Regions from separate parts of the Homo sapiens genome. Here region 2 is linked to region 1. A link is a loop called in an ENCODE intact Hi-C map of the cell type or tissue named here. Cell type or tissue: tibial artery. All regions are shown on one strand. Links, peaks and the distances in the headings refer to the core of each region. The heading gives the core; the rest is flanking DNA.

Region 1 (9,285 bases), core at 584-8,583:
ATAGTTGTTGAACAAATCCATGTCACGTACAAAATCACAGAGATATGCATGGAAGACAGGAAAAATGGAAGGTCTCTACTATACACCATCTAAGCCCTTTTTTGAATATTGTTTTGACAATAAATGAGTGGCTGTGAACTTTTAAGATAATACACTGGAAAAAGCTTTGAGGGGAAAGTGTTTATACCTATGACTGAGTGCAGATATGTTTTCCCTTGCAGACAATTAAGTGAAGGTGGAAGTAAGCATCATTTTATTACATATAAATAATCTGCTAAGAGGCCACTCTCAGCCTCTGGTACAAGGTAACTTGAGATAGGAGTTGCCTGCGAGCCAGCCTTTTACCTTAAAATCCTGTTCAGGATCCTGCCATTCATACCAACTGGGTGAATAAGGCTATGAAGTTTCACCCCACAAATCATAGTCAAAACAGTTTTAGCTGAAAACACTCAATGCAGAAAAAAACAGCTACTGGCCACTTTTTTTTCTCTGTAATAGGGAGACATATTCAGCTTATCCAAAATGAACACATTTTAGAAAAAGTTAAAAATAATATTGGAGAGCGTCCTTCTGTCTAATCTCCATTAAAATTGTTATGTGCCCTGTGCAAAAGCCATTTATATGGACAGACTCACACAGGTTTGCAGGAAAATCATTACTCTGTGTGTGTGTGTGTGTGTGTGTGCGTGTGTGTGTGTGTGTGTGTGTGCCTGTATTGAATTTATACTGCTTGGCACAAAACCAGTCTCTATCAAGAGCAACAAAATCCAGTAAGGTTCACAATATCTCAGATGTGTTTTTTCATAATTTAAAAATAAATACACAGTGGTTAATGTGGGATAGCCATCACGTAGCATTTCTATATGTGGCTTCAAATCCTGGCTCTACCACTTTACCACTTGTGTGATTTTAAGTACATTCTTTAACCTTCCTGAAATTTATTCTCCTTAGGTGCAAAAATATGGTAATCACACAACCTTAAAATAGGATTCTTAGGGAGATTACATGAGCGAATACATGTAAAAACATTTAGCACCACGATGGTGATACAAAGCACACTCAACAATCGTTGGCTATAACAGTGAATATTTTCATCATGAAAAGAGCAACTAATTTTTCTCCTTTCTAGAAATTCAATCTTTTTTGGTGGGAGTGCAAGGTTGAGAAAGGTCCCGGGAAGAGTTCGCATCTTGTCATTAAAGCCACCCCTGCATCATTGGAATATTTGAACTAAGAATGCACTATTTCATATTTTATTGATTCTATTAACTGAAGAATATAGCACTGCAAACTGTACAAAAGTTAGACCACTCTTCTTAATTTCTAATGTTTACCAAGTATCTGGTGGTTACAAAAACACAGTCTAATATTACAGTTTATAGCATTATCTTTCATAAGTGACTTTAATCATACATGCTTATACTGTTAATATAAATGTTAATAATTATTCCAAACAAGAATAAACATCTCCAGATTCATACTGTTACAAATGCACATCCATAACTTGATTTTGTGCCATTTGGGTAAGTCTCCATCTTGTCACTGATGGTTGGAAATAAGTGAAAAACATCCTATCTATGAACTCACTTTCAGTAATGAAGTTTTTATGCCTCTCAGTAATGAAGTTTTTATGCCTCCAAGGTGAATATAGATAAGAACATCCTCTTTTACTGAAATCATCAAATATGTGAAAAGAAATTGACAAAGGAAAAGACAGCTTTTGTTCTCCACAGTACTGGATGCAAATGTGAAAGACTGTTCACTTTTATGAAGATATACCTCATTACTTCTTAATTTCTTTCCAGAAAAACAGACTGGGGATGTAAGGTGTGACTAAATGACTAGTGATATCTAATTTTCACAAGCTGAACACATGGCCCGACACTGGGTATTTGGTCAATTCACATTTCTAAATTAATTAGCAAAGCAGTGAGAAGGAAATATCAAATAATGGAATATTCTCTTGGTTCACATTTGGTCAAAATTTCATTGCCTGGCTGAGAATTACTAACAATTAACACCTGTGCATTTAGCCTGCAACCATATTTGGCATTATGTTTGGTTTTAGCCTTTACTGGAGGGTGGAATAGCAGAATTATACTGTTAAACCACTCCTCTAAAACTGTGGAAAAATGAGTTGGTATCACTGTAAGGATGCCCTGATGACCTGGTGTGAAATCTGCCTCCAACCATTTGTAGCTTCTCAGGGAATCTGCTGAGCTTTCTGACACAACTCCAACCTGCCTCAGGGCCCTTGCTGTGACTGCGTTTTCAACACTTCTCCAAGTGTTGAGCAGAGGGAGAACTCGGAAGTGAGAGGAATTACTTTATGGTAACTTTTGTACATTTCAGAAGCCATAACATGCAGAAATCTCAGTGCAGCTGCTCTACTTCCTAGATCTCTCAGATTTGTCCAGGAGGGACTGGCACAATCAATCTTTATATACTAAGACAAGGGAGATACCTGGACAAAAAGCTAGACATATACTATTGTTTACTGTATAACAAAATGGTCTGTTTTGTTTGGATTTTCCAGCAATTCATGGCTATGCTATAATTTCTTTAATAAGTAGATTTTAATTTTTAGCATAGTTTTATGTTTATAAAGATAATAATGCAGAAAACACAGATTTCCCATATACCGCCTCATCCCCAGTTTCCCCTAATATTAACATCTTGTATTATTGTAGAATAGTTGTTACAATTGATGAATCAATATTGATACATTATTATTGACTGAAGTCTATAGTTTACTTTAGGGTTCACTCTGTGTTGTACATGCTATGGCTTTTGACAAATTTATAATGACATGTATCCACCATTATAGCCTCATACACAATAAAATTTCAGGCCCTAAAAATCCCCTGTGCCCTGCCCATTCATCCTTCTTCTCCTGCTCCCTCCTCCCTTGAAACCCGTCAACCACTAATATTTTTACTGTTTCCATAGTTTTTCTTTATTCAGAATGTCATATATTAAGAATAATACAGTATGTAGTCTTTTCAGATTGGCTTTTTTTTTTTCTCATAGCAATATGCTCTCAAGGCTCCTCCATGATTTTTCATAGCTTGATAGCTCATTTCTTTTCATCACTGACTACTATTCTATTGTATGAATGTGCCACAGTTTATACCATTCACCCACTGAAGGACATCTTGGTTGCTTCCAAGTTTTGGCAATTATGAATAAATTCATGAATACATATTTATGTGTAGGTTTTTGTGTGGGCATAAGTTTTCAGCTCAACTGGCAAAATGCAAAGGGGCATGATTGCTTGATAGTATGGTAAGAGTATGTTTTGTTATGTAGGAAACTGTTTGTTCGTTTGTATTCCAAAGTGGCTATGCCATTTCGAATTCCCACAAGCAATCAATAAGACTTCCTGTTGCTCCATGCTTTTTTTCTTGCTTGTCTCTCAAACAAATGGTTGTTACTATGGAAGAGGTCATTAAGCTACATGAGTTCTACAAAAGATGTGGGAAACCTCTGAACACTCAAGCAACTAGATAACAACTTTTCACTGTGGAACATTCCTTCCCCTTATCATTGAGGTTTTAAACAGCAGTGTCAACCTTTGTGTACTCACTCCATCACTCTTCATAGCTCCTAGCATGATCCTTATCTTAGCCAGGCATCAGGACCCTCTAACCTCATGCTTACTCTTGTAGCATCACTTCAGGCTCTTTGTTCACTTGGCAGCCAGGATGCCCTTTTTATTTATTTATTCCTTACTTCTTAAATCTTGTTTCATTTTAGATTCAGGGAGTACATGTGCATGTTGCTATATGGGCATATTATGTACTGCTGGGGATTGGGCTTCTATTTGGATATCCATTACCTAAATAGTGAACATTATACTCAATAGGTACTGAGAATGCCCTTTTAAAAATGAAAATCCAAATTTAAACTCTCTTAGGAGATAGTTCAAATCCTTAATATAATCTATGAGGACTTACATGTGCTCGTAGCTACCTATTCCTCCAGATCCATCTTTGACCATTTTCTTTCCTGCTTAGTTTAACTCATCTCTATTGGCTGCCTTCTCATTCCACATGAGTGTTGTTACTAATCTGCCACTGAGCCTAAGCACATACCATCCCTGATAGTGGAAAGGTATCTTCTTTCCTACCCAATCTTCACCTGTTAAAATCATATTCTTTCTTCAGGTCTCCTCTGCACTGACCTTTTCTCAGGAGGCCGTCGGTCCCTGCCACTCTGCTTACACTGTGTCCTAAAGTTACTTGCTTCCCAATACTCCATATACTTACTCCTAACTAACTGCCCTCCATGGTGTTATTGCACAGTTCTTAACTTGATATTTATCTTCTTCTCTAGATAGTATGTTTTGTGATGGTAGGGTTGCATCTATTTTACTCACTAGTTTATTCTTTGGACCAGTAATAGTGATGGGGCATTGTAATATATTAATAAGTACTTACTTACTGCATGAATGGATGGATAATAACAAACATAGGTGGCTGGCAAGATGGCCAAATACAAACAGCTCCAGTCTGCAGCTCCCAGTGAGATCAATGCAGGTGGGTGATTTCTGCATTTCCAGCTGAGGTACCTTGCTCTTCTCACTGGGACTGGTTAGACAGTAGGTGCAGCCCATGGAGGGTGAGCTGAAGCAGGGTGGGGCATCACTTCTTCCGGGAAGTACAAGGGGTTGGGGAACTCCTTCCCCTAGCCAAGGGAGGCTAGGGCTGTGCTGTAAGAAACGGTGGATTCTGGCCCAGATACTATGCTTTTGACAAAGTCTTCACAACCCGCAGACCAGAGATTCCCTCAGGTGCCTATGCCACCAGGGTTTTGGGTTTCAAGCACAAAACTGGGTGGCCATTTGGGCAGACAGTGAGCTAGCTGCAGTTTTTATTCATACTCCAGTAATGCCTGGATGCCATGATACAGAACCATTCACTCCCCTGGAAAGGGGGCTGAAGCCAGGGAGCCAAGTGGATCCCATCCTCATGGAGCCCAGCAAGCTAAGATACGCTGGTTTAAAATTCTTGCCACCAGCACAGCAGTCTGAAGTTGACCTGGGACACTCAAGTTTGGTGGGGGGAGAGGTGTCCACCATTATCAAGGCTTGAGTAGGTGGTTTTCCCCTCACAGTGTAAACAAAGCCACCAGGAAGTTTGAACTGGGCAGAGCCCACCACAGCTCAGCAAAGCTGCTGTAGCCAGACTGCCTCTCTAGATTACTCCTCACTGGTCAGGGCATCTCTGAAAGAAAGGCAGCAGCCCCAGTCAGGGGCTTATAGATCAAACTCTCATCTCCTTGGGACAGAGCACCTGGGCGAAGGGGTGACTGTGGGCGCAGCTTCAGCAGACTTAAATGTTCCTGGCTGCCAGCTGTGAATAGAGCAGTGGATCTCCCATCACAGCACTCAAGCTCTGCTAAGGGACAGACTGCCTCCTCAAGTGGGTCCCTGACCCCCATGCCTCTGGACTGGGAGACACCTCCCATCAGGGATCGACAGACACCTCATACAGGAGAGCTCTAGCTGGCATCTGGTGGGTACCCCTATGGGATGAGGCTTCCAGAGGAGGAAACAGGCAGCAATTTTTCCTGTTCTGCAGCCTTTGCTGGTAATACCTAGGCAAACAGGGCCTGGAGTGGACCTCCAGCAAACTCCAGCAGACCTGCAGCAGAGGGGCCTGACTGTTAGAAGGAAAACTAACAAACAGAAAGGAATAGCATCAACATCAACAAAAAGGATGTCCACAAAAAACTCCATCTGAAGGTCACCAACATCAAAGACCAAAGGTAGATAAATCCACGAAGATGAGAAAAAAACAGTGCAAAAAGGTTGAACATTCCAAGAACCAGACTGCCTCTTCTCCTCCAAAGGATCACAACTCCTTGCCAGCAAGGAAACAAAACTGGATGGAGAATGAGTTTGATGAACTGACAGAAGTAGGCTTCAGAAAGTGAGTAGTAACAAACTCCTCTGAGCTAAAGGAGCATGTTCTAACCCAATGTAAAGAAGCTAAGAACCTTGAAAAAAGATGAGAGGAATTGCTGACTAGAATAACCAGTTTAGAGAAGAACATAAATGACCTAATGGAGCTGAAAAACACAGCACAAGAACTTCATGAAGCATAGATAAGTATCAATAGTCTAACCAATTAAGCAGAAGAAAGGATATCAGAGATTGAAGATCAACTTAATGAAATAAAGTGTGAAGACAAGATTAGAGAAAAAAGAATGAAAAGGAACGAACAAAGCCTCCAAGATATATGGGACTATGTGAAAAGACCAAACCTGTGTTTGATTGGTGTACCTGAAAGTGATGAGGAGAATGAAACCAAGTTGGAAAACACTCTTTAGGATATTATCCAGGAGAACTTCTCCAACCTAGGAAGACAGGCCAACATTCAAATTCAGAAAATATACAAAAACACCACAAAGATAATCCTCAGGAAGAGCAATCCCAAGACACATAATCGTCAGTTTCACCAATGTTGAAATGAAGGAATAAATGTTAAGAGCAGCCAGAGAGAAAGGTCAGATTACCCACAAAGGGAAGCCCATCAGACTAACAGTGGATCTCTTGGCAGAAACTCTACAAGTCAGAAGATCATGGGGGCCAATATTCAACATTCTTAAAGAAAATAATTGTCAACCCAGAATTTCATATCCAGCCAACTAAACTTCATAAGTGAAGGAGAAATAAAATCCTTTACAGACAAGCAAATGCTGAGAGATGTTGTCATCACCAGGCCTGCCTTACAAAAGCTCCTGAAGAAAGCACTAAATATGGCAAGGAAAAACCAGTACCGGCCACTGCAAAAACATGCCAAATTGTAAAGACCATCAATACTATGAAGAAACTGCATCAACGAATGGGCAAAATAACCAGCTAGCATCATAATGACAGGATTAAGTTCACACATAACAATATTAGCCTTAAATGTAAATGGGCTAAATGCCTCAATTAAAAGACATAGTCAGGCAAATTGGATAAAGAGTCAAGACCCATCAGTGTGCTGTATTCAGGAGACCCATCTCATGTGCAAAGACGCACATAGGCTCAAAATAAAGGGATGGAGGAAGATCTACCAAGCAAATGGAAAACAGAAATCAGGGGTTGCAATCCTAGTCTCTGATAAAACAGACTTTAAACCAACAAAGGTCAAAAGAGACAAAGAAGGGCATTATATAATGGTAACTGGATCAATGCAACAAGAAGAGCTAACTATCCTAAATATATAAGCACCCAATACAGGAGCACCCAGATTCATAAAGCAAGTTCTAAGAGACCAACAAAGAGACTTAGATTCAAACGCAATAATAGTGGAAGACTTTAACACTGCACTGTCAATATTAGAGAGATCGATGAGACAGAAAATTATCAAGGATATTCAGGATTTGAACTCAGCTCTGGACCAAGCGGACCCAATAGACATCTACAGAACTCTCCTCCCCAAATCAAGAGAATATACATTCTTCTCAGCACCACATCACACTTATTCTAAAATTGATCACATAATTGGAAGTAAAACACACTTCAGCAAATGCAAAAGAATGGAAATCATAGCAAACAGTCTCTCAGACCACAGTGCATTAGAACTCAGGATTAAGAAAGTCACTCAAAACCACACAACTACATGGAAACTGAACAACCTGCTCCTGAATGACTACTGAGTAAATAACAAAATTAAGGCAGAAATAAATAAGTTGCTTGAAACCAATGAGAACAAAGACACAACGTACCAGAATCTCTGGGACACAGCTAAAGCAGTGTTTAGAGGGAGATTTACTAAATGCCCACAGGGGAAAGCAGGAAAGATCTAAAATCAACACATTAACATCACAATTAAAAGAACTAGAAAAGGAAGAGCAAACAAATTCAACAGCTAGCAGAAGACAAGAAATAACTTAGATCAGAGGAAAACTAAAGGAGATAGAGACATGAAAAACCCTTCAAAAAAATCAGCGAATCCAGGAGCTGGTTTTTTGAAAAGATTAACAAAATAGACCACTACCCAGACTAATAAAAAAGAAAAAAAGAGAAGAATCAAATAGACTCAATAGAAAATGATAAAGGGGATATCACCACTAATCCCACAGAAACACAAACTACCATCAGAGAATACTATAAACACCTCTACACAAATAAACTAGAAAATCTAGAAGAAATGGATAAATTTCTGGACACATACTCCCTCCCAAGACTAAACAAGGAAGAGTTCAAATCCCTGAATAGACTAATAACAAGTTCTGAAATTGAGGCCTTAATTAATAGCCTAACCAAAAAAAAAGCCCAGGACCAGATGGATTCACAACCGAATTCTACTAGAGGTACACCGAGGAGCTGGTACCATTACTTCTGAAACTATTCCAAACAATAGAAAAAGAGGGGCTCCTCCCTAACTCATTTTATGTGGCCAGCATCATCCTGATACCAAAACCTGGCAGAGACACAACAAAAAAAGAAAATTTCAGGCCAGTATCCCTGAGGAACATCAACATGAAAATCCTCAATAAAATACTGGCAAAATGAATCCAGCAGCACATCAAAAAGCTTATCCACCAGTATCAAGTCGGCTTCATCCCTGGGATGCAAGGCTGGTTCAACATATGCAAATCAATAAACACAATCCATCACATAAACAGAACCAGTGACAAAAACCACATGATTATGTCAATAGATGCAGAAAAGGCCTTCGATAAAATTCAACACCCCTTCATGCTAAAAACTCTCAATAAACTAGGTATTGATGGAACGTATCTCAAAATAATAAGTTATTTATGACAAACTCACAGCCAATATCACACTGAATAGGCAAAAGCTGGAAGCATTCCCTTTGAAAACCAGTACAAGACAAGGATGCCCTCTCTCACCACTCCTATTCAACATAGTATTGGAAGTTCTGGCTAGGGCAATCAGGCAAGAGAAAGAAATAAAAGGTATTCAAATAGGTAGAGAGGAAGTAAAATTGTCTCTGTTTGCAGATGACATGATTGTGTCTTTTTAGAAAACCCCATCATCATAGCCCAAAATCTCCTTAAGCTGATAAGCAACTTCAGCAAAATCTCAGGATACAAAATCAATGTGGGAAAATTCACAAGCATTCCTATACACCATGAACAGACAAACAGAGAGCCAAATAATGAGGGAACTCCCATTCACAGTTGCTACAAAGAGAATAAAATACCTAGGAATCCAACTTAGAAGGGATGTGAAGGACCTCTTCAAGGAGAACTACAAACCACTGCCCAAAAAAAAAAATAAGAGGACACAAACAAATGGAAAAACAGTCCATGCTAATGGATAGG
Region 2 (9,285 bases), core at 482-8,481, 61 kb before region 1:
CTTAACAACCAATAGGCAGAATATCACAATCTATTTTTGCTAGAATGTGAAACCTCCTGAGTGCTATATGCTAACAGGAATATATAAAAATAAATCTTAGACAATTACGAAGATAAAAGTCTAAGGATTATGGAATGTTAGGGCAGCGATGCCAAATAATTTAAAAATCTATCTCCCTTAATGAAATCTAAATCCATAAAATGCAGACAATATAATTTTTTCTTTCTTCATTTCCTATCCATATATGTTATAAGTTATTGCTATGGAAAACAGAAAAATACATGTAGCCCTGAAAATTGCATTGAGTGATCCTTTAGTAACAGTCTCAATGTTTTATTCATTTCAATTTATTAATTCACTAAACATTTGAATGCCTCCTCTGTGCCAGACACTGGTAGGTTCCAGGCCATGCCCTCAAGGAGTCAACAGTCCATTAGGCATGACCTGCCTGAATGGGCATTGCCAGCTTCCAGTCCATTGGGTTTTTCTCACTTATCCTTCAAATTAAACATTCCCTTTCCTTTTTACTCAATCTTTCCATAAACAGTAGAAATCATTAGATTTCCAGTCACTGAATTATCATTTACTGAAAATCACATTCCTTTCTTGCCTCCCTAAGATTATTCTCTGATCACCTCAATTAGTATTCTGGATATTTCCAAGTTCTTAATTCTTACATTTATAATCTCTTGATTTATTTATATGGAAGACTAATTATATACAATGGGCATGGATTTTCACTAGTTGAACTCTCAAATGGCAACATGGTTATTTATTAATACTACAACTCCATGGAGATTTTAGGAAGGCATCCCATGGTGCTACCTGCCATAGGCAAACAACATAAGTACATTCTGTACCCAAAGGAGCAATACCAATCTAAAAATGTTGGAATCTGAATGAATATTCCTAGAAGTTAGTGGTCATTAAACTTGTGTCAGGAAATATAACTATGTGTGGGGCATGCTAGGGCCACACAGTTATTCTTGCCCACTGAAATCATTAGTTATGCTTATCATGATGAAACTGGTACTGCTGAGACGAACCTCACACATCCTGTTGATCGGAGACATAGAACATTGATTCTTATTCCTTAGATATGTTAATAGTTTCACACTCCTAAGCCTTTGGGTGTGCTATTCCCTCTGCACAGAGTGCCATTCTTTTAACTTCTCACATGTTTTCTGATTTGATAAAATGTAATTCATCAAGCAGACAGATTTAGCTTGAATGCAACTTATCAAAAAGCTCCTCTGGGCTTAATGGTTCCTTCTGCTCTGCTTCTAAAATACAGTGACATTCATTGCTTTATTCACTGAACAAGTATTGTGTAACTAATATTCTAAATATGTGGATATAGTGGTGAACAAGGAAGGCAAGATTTCTGCTCTCATAGAGGTAACATGATGCTTTTAGTTTTGCAATTGTCATTGTATTAAAGATAGCTACATTTATTTTTGCTTCCCCAAAGTAGACTACAAATTTTATACTTTGCACATCTTTGTATCCTTAATGCTTGTTATAATGCTCAGTACATACCAAATACTCAAGAAATGTTTAATGTAACTTGTTTAAAAATTAGGTTTTAAAAGGAAAACTTCAAATAACACAGATTTCTTTTCAGATAACTACATCTACTCATTTGTTAATTGAGAAAATAACACTGTCAAATGTGCCTTATAAATGACTCTGAAAGGCTGAGTTGATTCCCCCGTGCAGAATGGTCCTCTTGTTATCTACCTGATGTTATTAAGGTTAATGAATGTATTCATTAGGCTGCATCTCAGTATTTTTTTTTTCAAAATCTGTTTGCAACCCACATAATTATTATGGAAACTGCTGTTCTACCCACATGTAATCATCATCCTGCCAAATCTCTTACTAATAGATTTTAACAGATATTTTGGGATTTTAAAAAATTCTAATAGTGGGAGTCTACGGACTACTTGGCTGTTTTCACATAATATTGCTCCGTGCACCCCAGGAGGAGTAGGAAGTCTCAAATCTCTACACACTAGTGAAAAGCAAGGAAAAATATTGAGACTCTATTTTATTTTATTTTATTTATTTTTTAGATACAGTCTCAGTATGTTGCCCAGGATGGATTCAAACTCCTGGGCTCAGCCTCTGGAGTAGCTAGGACTACAGGCCTTTGCAACTGTGCCTGGCTTTGAAATTTTAAATTAAGGTTCTTATGAATATACCCCAGCCAACACTAATGAATTAATTCCAAAAAGAATCAAAATTTAGAATTGTTCAGAAAAAGATAATGTTATCAACTGAAAATCAACTTATTTCTGAGGTGTATAAATCTCAATATTTCTCATTTCAAAGGATTCATAAAAAGTAAGTAGAGGTAGATTGGAGGAGTGATATCAGAACATTCAAAAGAAGGGAAAAAGTCAGGAACTTGAAATTTGCCACCTGTATATCATAAGATAATTTCCACTGTATGACTTTTTCTAAAGTTCTGCAGGCCTTAGAGATAATTATTAGCCCTAGTTTTTACATCTGAGGAAACTGGAGGATTAACTAGCCTTATAACTGAGGAAATCTGAGGGATTAAATAACCTACTCAAAACCCCATGACAAATGTAGAGGGGATATAAACTCAGATCTTGCTAATTCTAAAACTCCAGCACATTTCATACTTCATAAACCTGCTAAGTAATGACATACAGTAATGACAGCAGAGAACTGTGTCTTGATGAATTTTATTTAAGAGACATGTATTGGAAAACAGGGATCAGATTGTATATTGAAAATGTGTAGGTAAGATTCTAAAATGGCATCCAAGATCTCTGATCTTTGGGGTATACACACCTCTCTTAGTTATTCAATCAAACACTCATCTAGATAAGTGCTTCTCTGGAAGGATTTTAAAGATGTATTTTAGGTTCCAAACAAGCTGACTTTAAAATAGGGATACTACCCTCTATAAATCTGATCTAACTAGGTGAGTCCTAAAAGGGACTGGTGATTTCTGATTTAAAAAAAAGATTCAAATGAGGGGGACTTGACATGAGAGAGCTAGAGGAGAATCTCCGTTGTTGGCTTTCCTGATGGAGGGAGCTACAGGGAAAGGAATGCAGGTGGTCTCTCAGAAATGAGTATGGCCTCCAGCAAACAACCAGCACCAGAATGGAGACTCAAGCCTACACCCACAGACCACCAAATTCAGCCAAAAACTTGAATATATTTGGAAGCAGATTCTTCCAGAAAGCCTCCAAAAAGAAATGCAGTTCGCCAATACCCTGACTACAGCCTGTCTGACCCTGAGCAGAGAACCCAGTTGCCATACCCAGACTCCTGACATCCAGAAAGTATGAAATAATACACGCATTTTTCTTTAAGCTTCTAATTTTGTTATAATTTGTTACACAGCAATATGAAGTTAATACTCACTTCCCAACTCTATTCTGCATTTCTTCACTTGGAAGGCCAATGCCTGTTAATATTTGAAGAGATAAAATCTTAGGCGGTCTGACCTAATTCTGGGTGTGGTCAGTATAGACTGACTTACAAAGACGTGGGGATTACAGGAAATAACAGATAGTAAGAAAAACCTATTAGAATAGTTGGAATATCCATCCTGTCTTGATTTTGGTCCTAGGATGGCAGGCATTATCTCCTCTGGTTTAATGTCTTGTGGCTCCAGGGATGCTTCCACGTCATATGCATGCTTTAAATAGGAGAGGCTGATAAATATCTTTATAAATAGATTGATTACATTGTGTGTTACCCAATCTTTTGTTTCTCTCATCATATTATAGCCATTTGGAGAAATGCAAAAATTGAGGCTATTGTATAAAATGTGCAACAATTTAGTAAGCAAAATGATCCATTTCAACAGAGAAAACACTTTGAATGAGCTATTGTATCCATAGCTTTATATAACCTTGTCTGTTTTTTCATGAAGTTTCCTTTCTTAGGATGATCTTCCAGTTTTCATGCTATAATCCCTTCTTCCACTGAATTGGACTAATTCCTTCTGTTAAGCTTGTAAATTTTTATCAGTGGGACTAGTGCTTAGAGTTTCCTGTTACATGACTGTGCTGGGATAACACCTTTTCAAAAATATTTCTCCTCTTCTTAATTGCCTCTTTTATGAAGGCCAAACAGCCTCTGAGAGCACAATCAAGGTGATTGCACGGTGCTAAGTGCAATATTAAATCAGTAATTTTTTTATTGAACACCTAAGCAATAAGACAGGCTTCAAGAGGATATCAATGAATATAAACCTCACCTCCCAGTTTGTTTTATTTCTTTTTATATCATAACAGGTCACTAGGGACTTCATAATTTCAAATCTATATTTTCCTCATACTTTCCTCAAACTTCCTGCATTATTTAACATTACTGATTCATTTAGTAAAATCTAACAAGTAACATTGTACTTGCTAAGTTCTCTGCAGAGTGCTGCATATGAGGAATAAAGAGAAGAAAAATTATCATTCCCTTCAACCTTAGAGTCAGGTAAATGAAAAAAATTACTTGAATGATAACTATGATAATGTATGTAGTGTTTTTTTCCTACCAAACATTGTCCTAAGCAATATATGCTTATGCCTATATTCTGCTAAATATTATATATACAGTTGGCCCTCCATATCCCTGGGTTCTACATGTGTGGAATCAATCAACCCAGATTTAAAAAAAACTGGAAAAAAAATGGATGGTTGTGTCTGTACTGAACATGTACAGACTTTTTTTCCCTTGTCATTATTCCCTAAACAATAGAGTATGGCAACTATTCACATAGCATTTTCTTTTCTTTTTTCTTTTTTTTAAAGATAGAATCTTAAAAATCTTGCTGCCCAGGCTGGAATGCAATGGCATGATCTTGGCTCACTGCAACTTCCGCCTCCTGGGTTCAAGCAATTCTCCTGCCTCAGCCTCCTCAGTAGCAGGGACTACGGGTGTGCACCACCATGCCCGGCTAATTTTTGTATTTTTAGTTGTGACGGGGTTTCACCATGTTGGCCAGGCTGGTCTCGAACTCCTGACCTCAGGTGATCCACCTGCCTCGGCCTCCCAAAGTGCTGGGATTACAGGTGTGAGCCACAGTGCCCAGCCTCACATAGCATTTTCATTGTATTAGGTATTATAAGTAATTTAGGGATTATTTAAAGTATATAAGAATATGTATATACTATATGATAATGATTTGAGCTATTATAAAAGTGACTTGAGCAACCACGAATTTTAGAATCCACTGAGGGTCTTAGAATCAATCCCCCACAGATACTAAGGAAAGACTATATGTATGAAACTGAAGTACATAATTTTACATGTTCACATTCCACATGAGGCAACTGTAGCTTGCAAAGCAAGCAAATTGCCCAGGGTTGCACAATATTTAAACCCACTCTATCTAAATCTAGACATTAAAACTGAACTAGAACAATGTATTAAATGTGATCTTTAATACAAATCTGTGTCCAAAGGTATATACATAAAAATGTAGATAGAAGAGATAATTTAATTTATTTACACACACACACACACACACACACACACATCCCTCTTGGAATTTCTTTCTTTTTTTTCCTTCTACCTGAATCGTCAAATAGAGAACTGCCTTAAACCATTAAATTAATATTCTGATAAAATGTCTATTTCTGTATTGTTCAGTACCCTGTCATTGTTAGTAAGAGTCTCTCTAATAACATGGAAAAGACCAATTAGAAGATGCTTAAGAGACCTTGATTTCTGTACATAAACACAGAATGGGCTCATTTCCATTCACATTTCACTTTGAGGCAACATGTTTTTCCTGGACAAAATATCCCCACGACACTCAGAAACCTATTGTGAACTTCTCACATTTATTTAATATAGTTTCCAAATAAAACGTATAGGTATAGAGGAAGAGTAAATAATCAAAAATTACACTGGGATTCAGATTAAGTTTTAGAAATAATCATTGTACAAGAAGTGACACAAAATTCAAAACCTAAGTTCCTGAAAAATTTAGGTATCATATGCTCAATAACTAATCCAAGTAGACTTAAATTTTAAGTCACATAATAGAAACTGAACAGCTACTTCCACATTTTCCTGTGATAGATTAGGCAAGCCCTCCTCTGAAGACAACTAGAAAGGCTGAATATTTTTTTTTTAATTTGTTTAAGTTGTCAGAAAGCTATCTAGTCAGCCAGTACTGAGGGGGCCATGATCCAGGAGAAAAAAAAAAATGGACTGAAGAAAGACTTTCCCTTTGAAGTATGTGACAATTCATTGAAGTTGAACTCATTGATAAGAAGCTAAGAAGTTGGGACAGAAGCACCAGGTGAGCTTTGAACATTTTTGAGTTCTGGGCTAGTATTACATTTAAAATCTTATCAGTGAATATCTGGGAGGGAAAAGAAGCACAGATATCTGAAGCAGATATTATTTCCTCCCTTGAATTCTTTGCTAATTTGTAGGCATTTACTGAAAATGTCAGAAGTGGCTAAGAGATTGGACAGATGAGAAGAGCTTTAGGCAGTCATACTGAATTGAAGAAAAAAAGAATTGTAATTGTTCATTAGTCTATTTCCTGTTGTTTATAAGAGAATGCCCACAACTGGGTAATTTATAAAGAAAACAGGTTTATTCTATTTTTTATTCGGCAGGCTAAGAAGTTCAAGGGCATGCCTCTAGCTTCTGGTGAGGGCTTTTGTGCTGTATCACAACAAGGTGGAAAAGGAAGTGGACACATGCAAAGAGGGGAAACTTGAGAGGTGTTCTGACTTTATAATCACTCACTCTTCCAGGAACTAATCCATTCCCATGAGAATCAATCGAGTCTCTCAAGAGTGAGAACTCACTCAGGAGGAGAGAGGAGCAACAAGCCATTGATGAGGGATCTGCCCTCATAACCCAAACATCTCCCACTAGGCCCCACCTAACAACATCACAGGGGGGATCAAATTCCAGCCTGAGTTTTATTGAGAACAAACAAACCATTGCAGATAGTAACCACTTTGAGTTTTTATTTGGGATCATTACAGGCTATATTTTAGTTGTAAAGACAAACTGGAAAGTGATAGGCTCCAACAAAAATGGAAACTGCTTCAGATCCTCTCACTATCAAGCTAGCTTAAAATGGTCTTCCTCTCTTTTAACTGCTATAAACAAGCAACAGCAAATTCTCTCTGGATGAACATACAACCAGATGTAGCCTTAGATTACCTCTACAATTTTTATACATGTTGTCTATCATTTCAGTAGTAAATGGACAGACATATAAAGCATTAAAGAAAAAGAATGAAATGATTGAAAACCAGGAAAAACAGTCAATGAAATCAACCCCATCCCAATCATTAGAATCAATAGAGTGAATTTAAATACAAATATGAATAATATATTCAAGAGAATAGATGAAAAGTCAGAGAAGTAAGTTGAAAGCAGTAATTTTTTTAAAAAAGAGAAATTTAAGAAACTAAACATTTAAAAATTTAAGAACTCAATGGATGTGTCACCTTCAGCAGAATAAACACAACCAAAAATGAAGTTTAGAAAACTTAGAGGAATAGAATATATCCAGACTGAAACATGGAAAAACACAATTTTTGAATATAGAAAAGTATAAAATATGATGAAAACATCTAAGTCAGATAATTAGTTTTCCAGGGGGAGAAGAAAAAAGAGAATAGAGTAGAAATCATATTTGAAGAGATAATGATGGAGTATTTCCAAAACCAAATGTGCAACCAGCATGAAACCTACCAAAACACAGATTAATAAGTATGATGAATCCAAGCAAAATGAATATGAAGTAATTCACACTCAGGTTTATCATAGTAAAGCTGCTAAAAATGAAAGGCAAAGTTATTGAAAGTAAAATGCAGGAAGTGAGAAAAAGAAGCACATTAAACCCTCCAAAACTAGAGGTCATAGAAAAATAAAAATTTATGGAGAATTGCTTAAAAAAAGTATAGTAGAAAGAAAAAGTTAGGCCAGGCGCAGTGGCTCACGCCTGTAATCCCAGCACTTTGGGAGGCCAATGCAGGCAGATCACAAGGTCAGGAGTTCAAGACCACCCTGGCCAATATGGTGAAACACCGTCTCTACTTAAAAAACACAAAATTAGCTGTATGTGGTGGCAGGCGCCTGTAGTCCCAGCTACTTGGGAGGCTAAGACAGGAAAATCGCTTGAACCTGGTAGGCGGATGCTGCAGTGAGCCGAGATTGAGCTACTGCACTCCAGCATGGGCGACAGAGGGAGACTCTATCAAAAAAGAAAAAAAAAAGAAAAAAAATGTTAAAGTCAAAATTGATTCTTTGAAAAGACTAATAAAACTGATGAACATTTATGAACACTTGGCAACAATGAAAGAAATGAGAAATGCACAAGTTATACACTAAAAAGTAATTGTAAAAGGGCAGCCAAAAAGAATATTGTGAAATATGTTATGGAAATAAATTTGAAAATTTAGATAAAATAGAAAAATCCCTACATAAGTATTAAATTATGAAACAGAAACAAACATAAAACAGAATAATTTTATATCTCTTAAATCAGTGGAAGTTTATTTAAAACATCTGCAGAAACTCGCACACACACACACACACACAAAGACAGAATAATTTTATATCTCTTAAATCAGTGGAAGTTTATTTAAAACATCCCCAGAAACTCGCACACACACACACACACACACACACACACACACACACACACACAGAGTCTGGCCCACCAACTTCACTAACAAATTATTCTATACCTTTAGACGAGAAATAACACCAATACTCAACAATTTTTTTTCAAAAAAAAGCAAAGAGGAAAACTTCATTTTATAAGTCCAGAAAAACAGTAATATCTAAATATTAAAGTGATTTCAAAATAAAGACAAAATGTAGGCCAAACTCTTATAAATATCAATGAAAAATCTCAAATAACATATTAGGAAACTGTCCAGCAATGTATAGAAATGCCAATACTCATTCAAATTTGGTATACCCCAGGAATGAAAAATTATTATTGTTATTATTGTGGTAAAAACAGGTAACAAGAGGTCTGTCTTAACAAATTTTTCACTGTACAGTACAATATTGTTAACTATAAGCACAATATTGCACAGCAGATCATTAGAACTTATTCGTCTTGCAGAACTGAAACTTTGTATTTCTTGAATAGCAGCTCCCCATTTCCTTCATCCCCCCAACCCCTGGCAACCACAATTCAGTTTATGCTTTTATCAAGTTGACTGTTTTAGTCATCTAAGTTGAATCATGAAGTATTTGTTTTCCTGTGATTGGCAGACATTATGTTATTTCACTTAGCATAATGTTCTCACA

Evidence for each region. Peaks named below come from ENCODE experiments on the same cell type or tissue, not always from the same donor. Only the 100,000 strongest peaks of a DNase experiment are listed, where the experiment ranks them.
Region 2: it touches region 1 in a loop (5-fold over the local background); 1 of 110 quality-filtered maps calls a loop at or near these places.

What each region holds. Positions count from the first base shown.
Region 1 is chr11:88,720,136-88,729,420 of GRCh38, forward strand. The region is part of intron 3 of GRM5 (glutamate metabotropic receptor 5); the gene reads right to left. Among named protein-coding and RNA genes, the nearest start is that of GRM5-AS1, 220 kb to the left of the region's middle. In tibial artery, for the core only: no CTCF peak of the experiment used is centred there; a DNase peak (open chromatin) is centred at 4,637.
Region 2 is chr11:88,659,671-88,668,955 of GRCh38, forward strand. The region is part of intron 3 of GRM5 (glutamate metabotropic receptor 5); the gene reads right to left. Among named protein-coding and RNA genes, the nearest start is that of GRM5-AS1, 160 kb to the left of the region's middle. In tibial artery, for the core only: no CTCF peak of the experiment used is centred there; no DNase peak of the experiment used is centred there.